Regions from separate parts of the Homo sapiens genome. Here region 1 is linked to region 2. The links are chromatin loops, found by intact Hi-C in ENCODE. Cell type or tissue: GM12878. All regions are shown on one strand. Links, peaks and the distances in the headings refer to the core of each region. The heading gives the core; the rest is flanking DNA. Region 1 overlaps WHRN (whirlin). Region 2 overlaps TEX53 (testis expressed 53).

Region 1 (8,277 bases), core at 278-8,277, 250 kb before region 2:
ACATCACTGCAGCAACCTGTTTCCATCATCACACACCTTGTCTTCTTCTGTTAACATCTTTCTCTGCTTCCCATTTATAAGAGCCTGGTGATTATACTGGGTCCACCCCATGTCAAGACTTTAATCATGTCCGCAAAATCCCATTTGCCATATAAAGTAACATTCCAAAGTTCCAGGGATTTGAATCTGGGTATCTTTGGGAGCCATTATTTAGCCTACCAAACCCATTTTATAGATGGGGAACTAGAGGCTCAGAGAGGTAAAATTACTTGCCCATGACCACACAAGCTTTGGAGTTGAATGCCAGGAGATCTGAGGCCTAACGAAGCCCTCCTGCTGCTAGGTGGGAGGGTCATTCCCTGCAGAGGGTCAACAGCACCCTGTCAGGGGATGGCAGGGGTGCCTTCTGAAACACCAGCTGCCTCAGGGGAATCCATGGCTCAGGTCTCAGGTGGTCTGCCCAGGCTGGAAAGAGAACAAGGACAGCCAAGAACAGGATCTGGGACAAGAGCATGGAACCAACTGTCCCTAACCCACCTCTGGCAGAACTCTGGACACAGAACTGGACAAAGCAGGATTTCTCAAACTCTTCCATCTTCCAGACAAATATTGAGGACAGAAGGAATAAGCACTGGGGCCGGGACTGAGGCCGTACAGTAGACCATGTTTGCAACCTTTTCCTCCGAGCCCATCCCATATGTTTTGCTCTGACACCCGCTGTCCTAGGCTACTGGAACAGCTTGACCCACATAGGTAGAGAGCAGGAAGTGATTGGGAATTTATGGCCTCTCTCTGTAGGCTTTGTCTAAAGACTGACAGGCATCAAAGTCCAGCCCTCTGGCCTTGAGTGGAGACAACTCTAGGCCTAGTGTACGCCCTGGGATCCTCCTGGGATCAGGCTGAAGCTGCCTTCTGCAGACTTTGCCTGAAATCTCACCTTCGCTTGGCTTCCTCCCCTTCCCTGTCCTGCTTCCCCACTTCCTTGCTGGTCTGCCCTGAGGGCACTTCTTGACGATTGATTGGGTACAAATCCTTATCTCCAAGGCAGCTTCTGGAAAGGAATGGGCTGCATCTGAGATTTAAAACATTCATGCACATTGTGCATTCTGCCTCATAATATACTTGTGGGTTTTAATCTAAAAATATTATCTGTAAATAGTCAAGTTTTGCCTTCAAGCCTTCAATTAAGAGGCTCCAAGATGTGAGTGTGGCTCAAGCACCCCTGCACGCCCCACCGTGTATCCCAATTGGAGCCATGCGGGCAGTCGGGGTGGTGGTCTGTGGTGCTCTGACTGCCCCCACCTGTCCTGCCCACCCCTCCCCACATGGAAACCCCAGCCACCCAGGTAAACCACACAGCACGCTGACGTCTAACCTTGTTCAGATTTCTTTATTGAAAAATTAAAGTCATAAGCTCTGTATATAAATACAATGACACTGCTGGTCACCTGCAAGGCCTCTGGGATAGGCTGGGGGTGCAGAGGGAAGCTGGGGCCTTGGGGTCCCCAGGGGCATGGGGAGGGAAATAAATAATAAACACCATGGGGGATAAGGAGCCAGGAGGAATGGGGGTGTGAATGGGGAGGTGCTCGATGCTTATTTGTGGCACTAAAGGTCTTGCAAGATGCCCCCTGACTGGGGGCCGTGTCCATGAATTCTCGAGTGACCTCACTTTGGACAAAGGCTCAGGCATCTGGGGATGGGCTGGGTCCTAGCTGGAGGGGGGACAGCAGTGCCCCCAACCCAACCTGGAGAAACCAGCACTCTGCCCTTCCTTTTCCTTTCTTCCTGTCTTGCAACCCACTTGTCCTGGGCGCCTACTGTGTACCCAGTACAGCACCAGTTCCTGACCTGACCTTCTGTCTGCCTTGTCCTGCTCTCTTCCTCTCCCAGTTCTGGTCCAGTGGGCTGGGATGGAGGGGGGATGTCTTCCTGCCACCCTGGCCATGCAGCCCCAACCCCGCAAGGAGCTTGATGAAGCCAACGGTGGAAAGGGACTGGGACCAGGGGCTGGGCAGTGGTGGGAGGCCCTCAGGCCTTGGCCTCTAGAGCATCACATTGAACTCAGTGACCAGAAAGTCAATGTAGTCACGGTCCTTAGTCTTGAAGGCCTCGGCGATAATGCGGGCGGCCTCCCGGTGCTCCTTGCCCCGAAGCGTCAGCCCATTCACTTCCAGAATCACGTGGCCCACCTTGAGCTGCCCACAGTTGTGAGCTGAGCCGCCTCTCTGCAGGGAGGAGACACAGGGCATGGGGTGCCCAAGGGTTAGACAGGCCTGGCTTTGACCACCAACTGGGTCAGTCCCAACACTGCCAAGCAGGCAGCTACAATCTGAGTGTCCACTTCTCGGATTAGGAAAGCTGAGGCCCGGAAGAGCAAAGGTGACATAAGCCTAGGTCTGCCCTTGAGTGCCGTGTTACCCATGGGAGTCGCAAAACCCTGGAGATGCTGAGAAAGGGCCTTTCAGGGGTAGGGAGAGATGGCAAGTGGGGCCCCTGGGGACATACCTGAATAGTGACAATCCTAGGCAGGGGCTGGCGGGTGTTGGCGCCACCCTCGATGGCGATGCCCAGGGTGGCCGCACTTTTCTTCACACGGACCAGAGTGGACGTGGGCTCCAGAAGTCCAGGCTGTGGGTATTAGGAAGGACACCACTGAGGCCTTCGCAGTTGGCAGGCCTGGCCAGGGGGCTGGGCCGGGCCGTGACACCACCCTGGGTCAGCAGAGCTCAGGCTCCAGCCCTGTGTCGGGAGCCTCAGGTGTGCAACGCACTAAGCCAAGCACTTGTGTTCTTGGCTCTTTAATCCTCACCAAAATCCCCGAGGCTCAGGAGGTTAAGGAGCTTGCCTAAGGCTGTCTGGTGGTGGCATCAGGACTTGAATCGAAGCCTGACTCCGAAGACTGTCTCAGCCACCTGGCCATGTCAAAACTGAGAGGAGCTTAAAGATTCCCAAGACCAATCTCAGCCTCAGCCCCTAGTGTCAGTGCAAAGGCAGAGCTGAAACTGGGCCTCCAGATTCCTAATCCAGTGCTCCTCCAGGACGTCCAAATCCCTCCAGTTATAGGGAGCTCACTACCTCCCTTTGTGGTCACTTGCCAAGCTGAGCCCTGGTCCCGGGACCTCCCATTCTGTGCCTGGGGCCCGTGTTCCTCTCAGCCCTCTGCATCCTCCTCCTCCTGGCTCACCGGTTTGTTGGCCCCATCTGTGGGCCTCTCGTTCCGAGGCAGCTCCTTGCTACTCCTGCTCTTGGTGGACACCGACTGCCTTCCTCGGCCTGGGGCGCTGGCCTCTGCCTCGCCAGCATCCACACCACTGTCCTCGCTTAGAGTCTGCCCGCTGTCCGAGAGCTGGGAGAGCGTAGAGGCTGCTGGAGAGGGGAAAAGGAAGAGAGAAGCAGCTTATATAGCTGGGGTCAGGGAGGGCTGCCTGGAGGCAGTGACGGAGATGGAGGCTGGAAGGCTGGGGGAATTCCCCAGGCAAAGATGGGGGAAGGAATGAAGAGATCGTGGGGCCAGAGGGCAGGTCCACTCCCTGCCACCCTCTCCACCTACTCAAGACCTGTCCTTTCAACCAGACCTGGTCTTGAAGGCTGTGACTTCCAGGACATCTGCCTGGATCTCCCAGTTCCCAGCCACTGGCATAATGATAAAACAGAGGTCAGGAGGCAAACCTAGCCCACAGATGTGGGTGTTTTCTTTGTTTTAAAACTCACATAATGCTACCAATTTTTAATGATGAACCAACACATTCAAATTAGAAGATTTCATATAAGTAATTTCTAGTTTCCCAAGAATAAAAGAGAAATTCCACCACACCTAGCCTGAACCCCTGCATGGCCCCTGCCTGAGCCGAGTGGTGGGCACATGCCCTCCAGCCACCAGTCAACTTCACTATGTGTGTAACAGCCTGGCCCCTGAGTTTGAGACCCTAACTTAAGAACACACACTCTGGAGTCTGGCAGGTCAGGTTTGAATTCCCACTGACCAGCTGTGCAAGCCTGGGCAAGTAACAGAGCCTCTCTAAGCCTCCTATGTTCTCCTTCTAATACAGAAATGATGGTGCCTAACCACTGGGGTGATTGTAAAAACTCACAGATCTGATGTATAGAATGGAGCAGTCCAGGGAATAGACTTGTGCTAGACTGCCTGGCTCCAGGGTGTGGGTTCTTAACCTAGGGTTTCAAACTCAGGGGCCCGGCTGTTATACACATAGTGAAGCAGCGTGGGTTGACTGGTGGGCTGGAGGGCATGTGCCCACCACTCAGCTCAGGCAGGGGCCATGCAGAGGTTCAGACCAGGTGTGGTGGAATTTCTCTTTTTCTCTTGGTAAGCTAGAAATTACTACTTTCTCTCTCTCTCTCTTTTTTTTTTTTTTTTTTTTTTGAGACAGATTCTCACTCTGTCATCTAGGCTGGAGTGCAGTGGTGCAATCTTGGCTCACTGCAACCTCTGCCTCCTGGGTTCAAGTGGTCCTCCCACCTCAGCCTTCTGAGTAGCTGGGACTACAGGTGCCCACCACACCTGGCTAATTATCGTATCTTTAGTAGAAATGGGGCTTTCAGCAAGTTGCCCAGGCTCCTGAGGTCGAAATCCTGACCTCAAATGACCTGCCCGTCTCCGCCTCCCAAAGTGCTTGGATTACAGGCATGAGCCACTGCACCTAGCCAGAAATTACTACTTTGTATGTCTCAGTTTGTTCATTTGTAAAATGGAGATAATAATAGTACCAACCTCATAGGGCTACTGGGAGGATTAAATGAGTTAATACTATAGGCAAGGCCCTTTGAACACTGGCACAAAGTGCTTATTGTTAGTACGGCTGTTAGCTCTTATTATCCCTGCATGTCCAGCTCAGTGCCAGCTCTAGAGACAGCAGTGATCCATCTGTGACAGCCCTGGGTCTTCTCACCACGTCTGCCTGCTCTCCCTCAGCTGCCTCCCCTCACTAGGCTGCGAGCGCCAGAGCCCTGCATTTTGCATCTTGGTCTGTGCAGGCGCTCAGGGAATGTCCTACGGGGCCTATGTATCACTGTAGCCGCAAGATGGCAGCAGAATCCAACAAAATGCTCCCAACTCACTCACAGGCGGGAGCTCCACAGCTTTCAGGGTGGGGAGGCAGGCTCTGCCCTTCCCTCTACCCCACAGCCCATGTCCTCTAGCAAACCGGGGCACAGCGTCAGCTGGCCTCCCCAAGATTCTTCCTGCACCCTGACCCTAGACCTGCCAGGGGTCCAGAGACTGCCACTTCAGTTTCCAGCATCTACTCCAGGCCAGGCCATGGCGGACAGGAAGGGAAGCCACCCCTGCCCTCCACGAGTTCAGTCCTCCTGGTGAACACAGGGTGGCCAGGGTAGGGGGAGCTGGAGAAGGCACCCCGACGCTCGCAGCAACCTGGCAGGACTGTCACTGTTATCTCCATTTTATGATGGGGAAAGCAAGGTGTAGACGGCAGCTTGTCCACAGTCACACAGCCAGTCAGTGGCAGAGCCGGGATTCAAACTGGGGTCTCCAACTCCCTTCGCCACTCTGGCCCTGAGCCCCCTCAACAAGTAGCTGGTCCCCCCCTTCACTGTGTCATCAGGTAGACTGACCTGAAGAGGACAGGGACCCCCAAGGACCACAGAGCCTGGCCTTGCTGTACTCACTGCGCGTCTGGGGCAGCGCCCTCACTTCATTGACGTCTGGCTCGCTGTCGGGGCGGTGGACCTCCACCATGACAAAGTGCTGGTTTGTGCCTGTCTGGTCTGGGTGGCCAGAGGGTGATGGGGGCAGAAGGCAGCCCCCAGCCACTGTGGCCTCTGCAGAGGGGCTTTTCAGGTGCGGGGGTGACTGGACCCGTGGGAAGGGGCCGATGGGGTGTTGGTTGACCAGGGCCAGATGGGCGTCCAGCGGCCTCTTGGAGCTGGGGTTGGCAGGGGAGACGGAGGCATAGATGGGGGAAGAGGGCAAGTCCTGTGCAGAGGAGGTCCCTGGGGTGGGTGCGGTGCCCGCTGGCGGGCTGCGGTTCTGTGGAGCCGAGAAGACAGTGCCCGAGCAGGAAGGCATGGAGGAAGGTGGCTGGAGGTCCTCTCTCCCCAGCTTCCTTGGCTGGCCTAGTGGGAGGTCGTTGCCTTGGGCCAGAGGTGGTGGGCGAGGCAGTGGCTTGAAGCTTGACAGCCCCTGGGAGGTGGATCTGACATCATCCTGCCAAAAGACCCAACAGGCGGAGAAGGAGTCAGACCCCATCACGCCTGGAAGAGGGGAGGCCGAGCAGCTGAGTGGTGCCAGGCCCAGCTGGAATTCTGTCCCCACTCTAACTGCTCTTGGCCACACTGCTCTGAATAATGCAACACCTGAGTGGAAAACTTCTCCCCTGCATCTCGGCAGCTGATAAGCGTTGGGATCTTGGCGGGTGTCTCTGGGGACAGCATCATTACCTTTGGGAACTGAAGTTCTTGGCATCAGCCAGAGCTTGTCACAGGGAACAAGACTTCATTAGAGACACGATGAAGAGGATGGAAATACAAAAAATGCATTTATTTGGCTTTTCTTTTTAGGGGGTGATCTTGAGTACTAGAGGCAAGAGGTATGAAAGGACTGGAGAGAGAATGGACAGGAGGAGATGGATACATGGGCTGGGGTGCTATGTGGCCCCAGGCAAGGCACAACACCTCTCTGAGTGCACCTCTGGGCAATGGGGAAAAGCACATCTACCCAGCAGAGGTGGTGTGGTGATGTCAAAAGCCACGTGAATACTGTTAGCACAGTGCCTGCGCCACAGCAGGTGCACAGTGAGGGGCAGCTATGGACACTGTGACTACCACTCCCCTCTGCCTAGGTCAACACCGGACACCTGCACAGCTCCAACAACCTTCCAGTCACCATCCTAAAGGCTTTACTTAATTAATTTACTCCATGCCACGAACTTATGGGGTAGGTATGCTATGATCATCATCCCCACTTTACCGACGGGGAAACTGAGGCACAGAGAGGCTAAGAAACTTGGTCATACTGTGGCCAGCCAGCCTGAAGGCCCCGCCTGAAGTCACCAGAGGCAAGTGATCCTGGTGCCTGCTAGAGATACTAGAATGGTGAGCTTGTGCACAGACCTGTAGCTGGGTGTGAGAGCTCATGGCAGAGGCCTCTGTCTCCTTTGCCACCCTGTGCCCTTTCTCCGTGGCTGTCATGGAGAGGAGAGAGCCACCAGGACCTGAGCACACCAGGGAGAGCAGAACCAAAGGGCCAGCCAGGGCCTTACCACGGACACATCTGGGAGGGCGTTGATATTGCCCTGGACAGCCTCGCCAGTTTCCTCCAGGTCCAGAGTGTTCTAGAAATGGACGAGAAAGCAAAGTGAGCAAACAGAAGCTGAGAAGGGAACACTGGTTTGTTCTCCAGCACACCAAAATTGAGGAAGTCTTAGGACACCTCCATGTGGTTCATGTGAGCCCTGACATACCTCACTTCATCGAAATTCACTTTACCCATTAAAATGAAGGTCAATTTGCCTGCTGGTCACTTTGAAGTTAAGTTTTCTTTGGGACTTTCTGATCATTTTCAGGCATCCCCTGAACTGCCAGAGATGCTGGGGCATCTCTAGCCTGGGCTGGGAATTCCTGGGTTTGGCCACGAGCGCTGTGCTCCACAGTCATGCCTCCAAAAGCCAAGGCCTCTCTCCACCACTTGCTGATGAATCCCAGGAAGGTGTGAAAATGGCAAGAGAGAAGTGGATGGGGAAAGTCTCTCCCTTTTTAAAATTCTAATGGTTTTAATCCCAAGGTGGTGGTTTAAGGTTTAAATGGACCTTATTTTGCAAAAAACGTCTATTTCTTTCTTCCCTTCCCAATTCACAAGAAGAAACCCAATGCCTCCTTAAGTGACACTGGGCTGCCAAAAGGCCATTTGTGGGCCGTCTATGGGGGGCCCATCGGAGCTCCTCTCTGAGCTGGGCTCTCTTGAGGGCTAAGGGAGCCAGTTCTCTCGGCCCTAGAGCCCAGAATGGAAAAGAGCTTCCACCACTGTGATGATTAGCTTCGCGTGTCAACTTGACTGGGCTAAGGGATGCTGAGATAGCTGGTAAAACATTATTTCTGGGTGTGTCTGTGAGGGTGTTTCCAGGAGAGATCAGCATATGAATGGGTGGACTGGGCAAAACTCACCCTCCCCAATGTGGGTGGGCCTCATCCAATCCACTAAGGGCCTGAACAGAACAGAAAGGCAGAGGAAGGGCAAATTTGCGCGCTCTTCTAGAGCTGAGACATCCATCTCCTCCTCCCTCAGACACCGGAGCTCATGGT
Region 2 (8,327 bases), core at 131-8,130:
TTTCTGTCTTTTTTCCTTGTTTTGGATTAAGGTTGTTTGTTTTGGGTAATTTCTCCTTTATTAGCATATGAAGTATACTTTTCTTTCAGTTCTTACCCTAGATTTAACAAGCATCCTTGACTTACTGAAGTGTATTATACATGATCACTTCTATCATTTCCTGGATAACCCAGCGACTACACAATTTTTTTTTTTTTTTTTTTTGGAGACGGAGTCTCCCTCTGTGGCCTGGGCTAGAGTGCAGTGGTACGATCTTGGCTCACTGCAACCTCCGCCTCCCAGGTTCAAGTGATTCTCCCGCCTCAGCCTCCCGAGTAGCTGGAATTGCAAGTGTGCACCACCACACCCTGATGATTTTTGTATTTTTAGTAGAGACAGAGTTTCACTATGTTGTCCAGGCTCGTCTCGATCTCCTGACCTTAAGTGATCCACCTGCCTCAGCCTCCCAAAGTGCTGGGATTACAGGTGAGAGCCACCGTGCCTGGCTCCAACAACTATACAATTCTTTCACCTTTCTACCTGTTACGGTAGTCTTGTCATGGATTTCAATTTTCTATGTATTTTAAGCCACAACAGACATTCTTATTAATGCTTTCTATAGTCAATATTCATTTAGATTTATTCACATGTTACTTTTTATTGCTCTTTGTTACTTCAATTTTATTGCCCTTTGTTCCTTTCTGTATTTCCATACATCTATTTTGGATCCTGCTTCTGGAACTAACTTTAGAATTTTTCTTCAATATAGTATCATATTTAGTATAGTATATTTAGAAATACCTTTAGTATTTTCCTTTCAGTACAGATCTTATGGTGACAAATTCAATTTTTGTTTGCTGAGAAGTCTGTATTTTGTTTTTATTTTTGAAAGATATTTTTGGTAAGTAAGGAATTCTAGGTTAGTGCAGTTATTTTCTTTCAACCTTTTGAAGATGTCATTGGTTTCTGTTGCTTCTGTTGAGAAGTCATCTGTCAGCCCCATTGCTGCTCTCAACATTTTCTCTTTGCATTGAGTTTTAGCAGTTATATTCTGATGTGCCTAGCTGTAGCTTTTAAAGTATTTTTCCTGCTTGTGCTTGTTCATAGCACATCTTGAAACTGTGACATGATATCTTTCATCACAGCATTCACCCTCTTCTCTCTCATCTTGTTCAGGACTCTAATGATAAGTGTTAGACCTTTTCACTATATCTCTAAGACCCTTCTTGGTATTTTTCCATTCTTTTGGTTCTTTGTGATTCAGCCTGGATATTTTCTACTGACTCGTCTTCTCCATTAATCTTGCCCTCATTTGTGTTTAATTCTATCAATGGAGTTTTTTTGTTAACCCTATGTTTCATTTAAAAATCAATCCAGTTTCTAATTTTTTTATCTTTTTTTTTTTTTTTAAGAGGCAGGGTCTTGCTCTGTTGCCCAGGCTGGAGTGCAGTAGCACAATCACAGCTCACTGCAACCTTAAACTCCTGGGACCTAAGACTCCCAAGTAGCTAGGACTATAGGCAGGTGCCACCATGCCTGGCCAATTTTTAAATGTTTTGTAGAGACGGGGTTTTGCTGTGTTGCCCAGGCTGGTCTTGAACTTCTGGCCTCAAGTAATCCTCCTGCCTCTGCCTCCTGAAGCACTGGGATTACAGCTGTGAGCCACCATGCCCAGCCTGAGTTTTTAATTTCATCCATCATAATGTTCAGTTCTATAATTTTGTTTTTTTAGAAATAGTTTCCAGTTCTCAAATGAAATTACCAATCTTGTCATCTATTCTCCTCAATATTTAATTGTACTGCTTTTAAAGTTTATGTCTGCAAACTCTAATATCTGGTTCTTTTTTTTTTCCTTTTGCTTTTCAGTCAGTTGGTCTTATTTTTTGATATTCATGGTAATTTTTCATTAAATGCTAGACATTTTGAAAAATGAAAATTTTGAAAAATTGAAGAGATATACAAGGCTCTGGATCTTCCCTCAGGCAGGATTTACTTTTGCTTCTGGGAAAAGTAGGCTTGAGATAAACTTGACCCTGGGCTTTGTGAGAGCTAGTCTAGGTGTGATTAAACCTTACTCTCAGGTTGTAGCCCTACAGGGGTTTTAGCTGAAAACGTGTGTGTGTGTGTTTATAAAACCAGGACTCCTCTTTCATGGTGAGTCCTAAACCTCCAATTTTTGTTACCCCAAGCTGTGAGACATTTTTTTTTTTTTTTTTTTTTTTTGAGACAGAGACTCGCTCTGTCTCCCAGGCTGGAGTGCAGTGGCATGATCTTGGCTCACTGCAAGCTCCGCCTCCCAGGTCCACGCCATTCTCCTGCCTCAGCCTCCCCAGTAGCTGGGACTACAGGCGCCCACCACCACACGCGGCTAATTTTTTGTATTTTTAGTAGAGACGGGGTTTCACTGTGTTAGCCAGGATGGTCTTGATCTCCTGACCTTGTGATCCACCTGTCTCGGCCTCCCAAAGTGCTGGGATTACAGGCGTGAGCCCCCACGCCTGGCCGCTGTGAGACTTCTGAAAGCTCTACTCAACTTTTCAGCTACTTGGACTCTGCTTAGGACTCGGCAGGTGCCTCAAGGGGATAAGAAGGCTTCGGTGCTCATCTCCTCTCTCTACTTTTCTCTTCAGCATCTTGGCCCCTCGTGTCCTGACTATGTTGATATCTCTCTGATGCATTCAAACACATTTAAGAAAAAAGAACAATTGCTTTTAAACTGCTGTCAGCAGGAGGGTTGGTCTGATACAAGCTAGTTTACCATGATCAGAAGTAAATCCAGCTGTGGTTTCCATGATTATTTTTATTGTTACTATTTGAAAATCCTTCAAAGAAAGATGTCACCCTGTGGCTGAGAGCCCTTTAAAAAAGTCACAGGATGGAGGCTTCTTTGCATCCCTTCTGTGAAGGAGTTTCTAAATTATCAAAGCAGGAAGTGACATTTAAGGAGCATCTTTTTTGTGTAAAGCACCTGCTACAGTTGTTGCAGAAAGCAGTCCAAGAAATAAGGAATATGGGGTTTGCTGGGGAAGGAAAGTGGGACCTTCGCATGAGAGGAGGTGAGGAATGCATAGGACAAGGGGAATCTGGGTAAGAGGGTGGGTCCAGGGGATACAGTATGAGAATGGGCAGTGGAAGAGGACTCTGGACATGAGGTCCGGGAAAGTGAACTGTATCTTCACCCAACAGATGCCAGTGGGGTCTCATCCCATGGGGAAGAGGTGCCACGATGCAGTGAGCTGACAACTCCACACACATGTTGTAGGCCTCTCTGCTTCCTTCCAGCTATAGTTCTTTTACCTTTTCCTGCTAAATATTGCCAACCTTCTTAATATGGTCATCTGGATGTCCCATAGGCCCCTCCAGCTTGGAATAGCCCAAAATTAAGTGATCTGCTGTTGTTGTCAACTTGGCCTCAATACCACAAGGACCTCATTCCCTAGAATCTTCTTTCCTGTATGGTTCTGAGTTAGAATTGGCCAGCTTTGCCTGAGAAATATGACTCAAGGTCCTCTTATTCATCCTGACTGCTGCTGCCCTACTTTAGGCCTGTATCACTGTCTGTCCTGATTGCCTAGGCAGTCGCTTAATTTGTTTTGTTTTGTTTTGGTAGAGATCGGGTCTTGCTGTGTTGCCCAGGCTGATCTCAAACTCCTGGCCTCAAGTGATACTCCTGCCTCTGCCTCCTGTATTTCTGGGGCCACAGACATAAGCCCAGCCTCTTAATTTGATTTCTGCATTAGTCATGATCCACTTGGGAGACAGAAACCACATAACAATTTGAATATGAGAAGATTAATATAAGTACTAACTAGAACAGGGGATTGGAGTAATGAAGGAGTGGTAAGAAGTCAGGAGAGCTTTAAAGAATATAGGAATAATGGACATAAGGAGCAGCCAGCACCCCTAGAACTAAGAAAGAACACCCCCAGGCTCTATCCCCAGCTGAGATCCAGATGTTGCTGGGAAGGGCATGGCTGTGCCTCACAATGGCAGAGAAGTCTGGGAGAATGTTCTAGAAGTCTGCCCTTGGGTGCCAGGGAAAGCTGTCATGGAACAGTGTCTGATTAGAGGCACACCTATTTGTGGGGGCACTAGGAGAAGCTGCTAGTTGCCAAGTGCTACTGACCACCATCCTCTGCAGGATTCCTGTTCTGGAAAAGTTGCCTGCACTGCGGGAGGGTGATGTTGGAGAAGCTGTGAGCTCTGTGCTGTTAAGATGAGCCCAGCACAACCAGAAAGGAAGGCCTCTTCCTCCTCCAATGTCTCTAGCTCCCCCTCCTGACAGAGCCTAGCATTGCACCAACTACCAAAAGAAAAATATTTAAAGGGCCAGCTCCATTTTTGAAGAGCAGGCGATGAACAGTAAATTTGGGGTCCAGAGTAATAACTGAATGTCATTCTACCATTATCGAGGGGCCGCATAACCAAGTTGTTAAGAGTGTGGACTCTGCAGTTGGGTTTCTTGAGTTAAAGTCTTAGCTCTGGCACTTAATGTGAGTTAGTGTAAACCTTAAAAGATTTATTTAACCTGTGTCTCACTTCCCTAATCTGTAAAATCAGGTAGTAACAGTTCTAACCTTGTTGGGTTATTGTGCTGATTGGGTTGATATTTATGAAGCACTTGGAAGAGGATCTGGCACAGAGTAAGCAAGGAACCAGGCTGTCTATTGTGATTACTATTACACTCAAATCGTGGTGGCATGCGCCTGTAGTCCTAGCTACTTGGGAGGCTGAGGCAGGAGAATCGCTTGAACCCGAGAGGTGGAGGTTGCAGTGAGCTGAGATCGCACCACTGCACTCCAGCCTGGATGACAGAGCGAGACTCCGTCTCAAAAAACAAAACAAAACAAAACAAAATCCATCCTTCACATTATAGCCAGGATGGGCTTTTCATTGAAGGTATGAATTTTACTCCACATTGCCATGGCATAGACATCATATTCCTTTATTCTTCTCTTTTCTGAGGTGGGGAAGGCATAAGGAGTGCTAATTAATAAATTGTCTTCTGGCCGGGTGTAGTGGCTCACGCCTGTAATCCCAGGACTTTGGGAGGTTGAGATGGGCGGATCACCTGAGGTCAGGAGTTTAAGACCAGCCTGAACAAAATGGCAAAACCCCGTCTCTACTAAAAATACAAAAATTAGGCCGGGCGCGGTAGCTCACGCCTGTAATCCCAGCGTTTTGGGAGGCTGAGGCGGGCGGATCACCTGAGGTCAGGAGTTGGAGACCAGCCTGATCAACATGGAGAAACCCTGTCTCTACTAAAAATACAAAATTAGCCAGGCATGGTGGAGGGTGCCTGTAATCCCAGCTACTCAGGAGGCTGAGGCAGGAGAATCGCTTGAACCCGGGAGGCAGAGGTTGCTGTGAGCCGAAAGTGTGCCATTGCACTCCAGCCTGGGCAACGAAAGAGAAACTCCGTCTCAAAAAAAAAATTAAAAAAAAAAATTAGCTGGGTGTGGTGGCACTTTCCTGTAGCTACTTGGGAGGCTGAGGCAGGAGAATCCTTGAACCTGGGAGGTGGAGGTTGCAGCCAGCCAAGATCATGCCACTGCCCTCCAGGCTGGGTGACAGAGCAAGACTCCGTCTCAGACAAACAGACAAACAAACAAAAAAAGTGTTGTCTTCCAACTCGCCTTGTTTGTTATGGTCTGAATGTTAATGTTCCCCCAAATTCATGTGTTGAAATCTTAACTCCCAAGGTGATGGTATAAGAATTGTGGTCTTTGGGAGGTTTAGGAGGATTAGGTCATGAGAGCAGAGCCCTCACGATTGAGATTAGTGCCCTTATGAAAGAGCCTGAGAGAGACCCCTTGCCCCTTCTGCTATGTGAGAACACAGCAAGAAGCGCCCTCTATGAGGAACAGGCCCTCACCAGACACTGATGCTGCTGGAGTTTTGATCTTGGACTTCCCAGCCTCCAAAACTGTGAGAAATAAACTTCTGTTGTTTGTAAGTCACCCGGTTATGGTATCTTATTTTAGTAGTCTGAACAGACTAAGGCACTGTTCATAGTACAAAAGTTGGAAATCAGGCTGTGTCACTTTGTTGCTTAAAACTCACCTGTGGCTTCCCATTATTTTCAAGATAGAGTTCAGCTCCTTTTCCCTGGATACAAAGCTCTTGATGCTCTGCCCACTTCACCTCCCACCAAACCCTGGCTCAGGTTTTCACTTGAGTCATTCTAGACTTGGTACTTTGCTACCCTCATGCCCTCCCAGGTCGTGCCCCTATTTTCCAACTTTGCTGATTGTATTCCCTCCTTCTGGAATATCATCCCTTCTCCTTTTAGCTAACTTCCCTTCAAGCACCATCGCCTCCAGGAAGCCTTCCATTAATCCCCGAGTCAGTTGCAAAATGCTCCTTTGTCATTTTGCTTTCCAAGTTTTTGCCCTATTATGTCAGAGTGATACACTTCCATGCCTGGCTCCCTGGCTAATGTGGAAACCATGTGGGGTCTTCTGCATATTACTCACAGTTGCATACTCCGTGTTTCAGCACAAGCGGTGCTGCGTATCAGCACTGGCTACGCATTGCATAACTCTAGGGCTGCTGTTTGTAGAGTTTTTCACAACATGCCCTGCTGTTCCCTATGGCCCTGAGCGTCAAATGGAGTCGCACAGTAGGCAAGCAGAATTGTGCCCTGAAGCTCTGGACGTTTATGACAGTGGCCTGTTATACAAACTGGCCTCTCCTAATATAGCACTTCCCTGTTAGGTTGGTTAGGAGTGACTGAAACAAATGTGTTAATGCGTTAAAATGACAAAACCACATTTCTTTCCAAGAGGTGCCAGGGTCTAATTGCTCCATGTTTTTGGGAATCTCAGAGGTAGGGCTGGCAAAGGGGGAAGGAGGAGAGACACTTCCTCTGATGTGACCAAGGACTTTAATTGGAGGCGGCTCCCCCCCACGGTGGCTTTTTCAGAAGCTGGAGTGACTCTTGGTGGTGGCACAGGGATGGCTCAGACGTCTTCTCCTCCTGCAGGGGAGTTTCTGAATCAGTCTTCATGACTCTTGTCCACTGCCCTCTTCCTCATGGAAGCCCAGCAGCTGTGCAGCCGCAGGGACCACGTGGGTGCCGCCGGCTAGAATGCTCATGGCCTCCTAAGGATGCACGCCTTGAGCATCATGCGGTTGTCATAGGGGAGGCGTGGATGTCTTTTTGGTACAGCACTGTGGAGAGAATTTGTGTTCAGATCTGAAAGAACAGAGGAATAAACTTATCCTGGGTAAAGGCTTTGAGTGATGCGCGTATAACCTATCTTGGCCATACTCCACTCAGAGACTCCTCAAATCATTAATCTCTTTAAAAATAAAAGTTTGCTTGTATGAGCTAAGAATGATCTCGAGCTGGGTGAAGCAATGGAGATTTTAGAGTTTACTCATTACCTCAGCGTGGCCCAGCTGATCCTTATACACATCCACAGATATCATTTGTTGAATGTCTTTTTTTTTGTTTTGAGGTGGAGTCTCGCTCTGTCGCTCAGGCTGGAGTGCAGTGGCGCGATCTCGGCTCACTGCAAGCTCCGCCTCCTCGGTTCACTCCATTCTCCTGCCTCAGCCTCCTGAGTAGCTGGGACTACAGGCGCCCACCACCATGCCCCGCTAATTTTTTGTATTTTTAGTAGAGACGGGGTTTCACCGTGTTAGCCAGGATGGTCTCGATCTCCTGACCTCGTGATCTGCCCGCCTCAGTCTCCCAAAGTGCTGGGATTACAGGCGTGAGCCACCGTGCCCGGCCTTGTTGAATGTCTTCTTTGTGTGGGGCCATATGCATTCACTTACACACGGTGCCTGCCTTCATCCTCCTAACAGCCTGCACAGTGGGCAATATATTATCGTTATCCTCATTTTGGAGAGAAGGATGCTGAGGCTTAGAGAGGGAGGGTCGGCGACATGCCCAAACTCAGTAAGCAGCAGAGGCAGAGTTTAAACTACCATCTAATAAAGTACCACAAACTCAGTGAGAAATTAAATAAATCAACAAATGGCCATGGAGGACTAAAGCCAGTGATTTCAACGAATATCTACCACCTAATAACTAATCTCTAATAACTGATAGAGTCTTTAGACTGTGTTGTTCCAGGCTTGAGTAACTACGCCCTTTCCACACTCCCAGAAGGCTGAAAGAAGTCTGACTATGTCCCAGCAGGAGGTGGCCGGGGAGGCCGAGGCGCAGAGAATCATTCAGGTGTTCCTGACACTATCACACACCCACGTCTGGAACCTACTGAAGGACCGTGGATGATGCTGTTCGAACATTCTTGGATTGTGGAAGCCAACAGTGGTGGAAGACCCCTCGCTGGTCTTGCGGCAACAACAGAAGATCTTGGACCCCATGTTTTGGT

What was found. Hi-C counts contacts between places; a loop is a spot of excess contacts. Peaks named below come from ENCODE experiments on the same cell type or tissue, not always from the same donor. Only the 100,000 strongest peaks of a DNase experiment are listed, where the experiment ranks them.
Region 1: a loop joins it to region 2, with 6 times the contacts of the local background. A loop is called at or near these places in 104 of 110 quality-filtered maps.

The regions. Positions count from the first base shown.
Region 1 is chr9:114,400,709-114,408,985 of GRCh38, forward strand. It overlaps WHRN (whirlin), which reads right to left. Exons shown (of 12, transcript NM_015404.4): 8 at 7,239-7,310; 9 at 5,647-6,184; 10 at 3,188-3,369; 11 at 2,509-2,631; 12 at 1,372-2,228. The coding sequence ends at 2,046. Among named protein-coding and RNA genes, the nearest start is that of AKNA, 17 kb to the left of the region's middle. RefSeq lists enhancers at 4,720-4,769, 4,749-5,250, 5,110-5,219. In GM12878, for the core only: a CTCF peak has its summit at 5,051 (motif pointing right); a DNase peak (open chromatin) is centred at 5,048.
Region 2 is chr9:114,649,456-114,657,782 of GRCh38, forward strand. It overlaps TEX53 (testis expressed 53), which reads right to left. Exons shown (of 2, transcript NM_001354645.2): 1 at 8,211-8,327; 2 at 6,849-7,177. The coding sequence starts at 8,319. The coding sequence ends at 7,074. Among named protein-coding and RNA genes, the nearest start is that of TEX53, 4.2 kb to the right of the region's middle. RefSeq lists enhancers at 3,885-4,391, 4,219-4,268, 4,279-4,358. In GM12878, for the core only: a CTCF peak has its summit at 4,252 (motif pointing left); a DNase peak (open chromatin) is centred at 4,256; H3K27ac peaks cover 295 bases.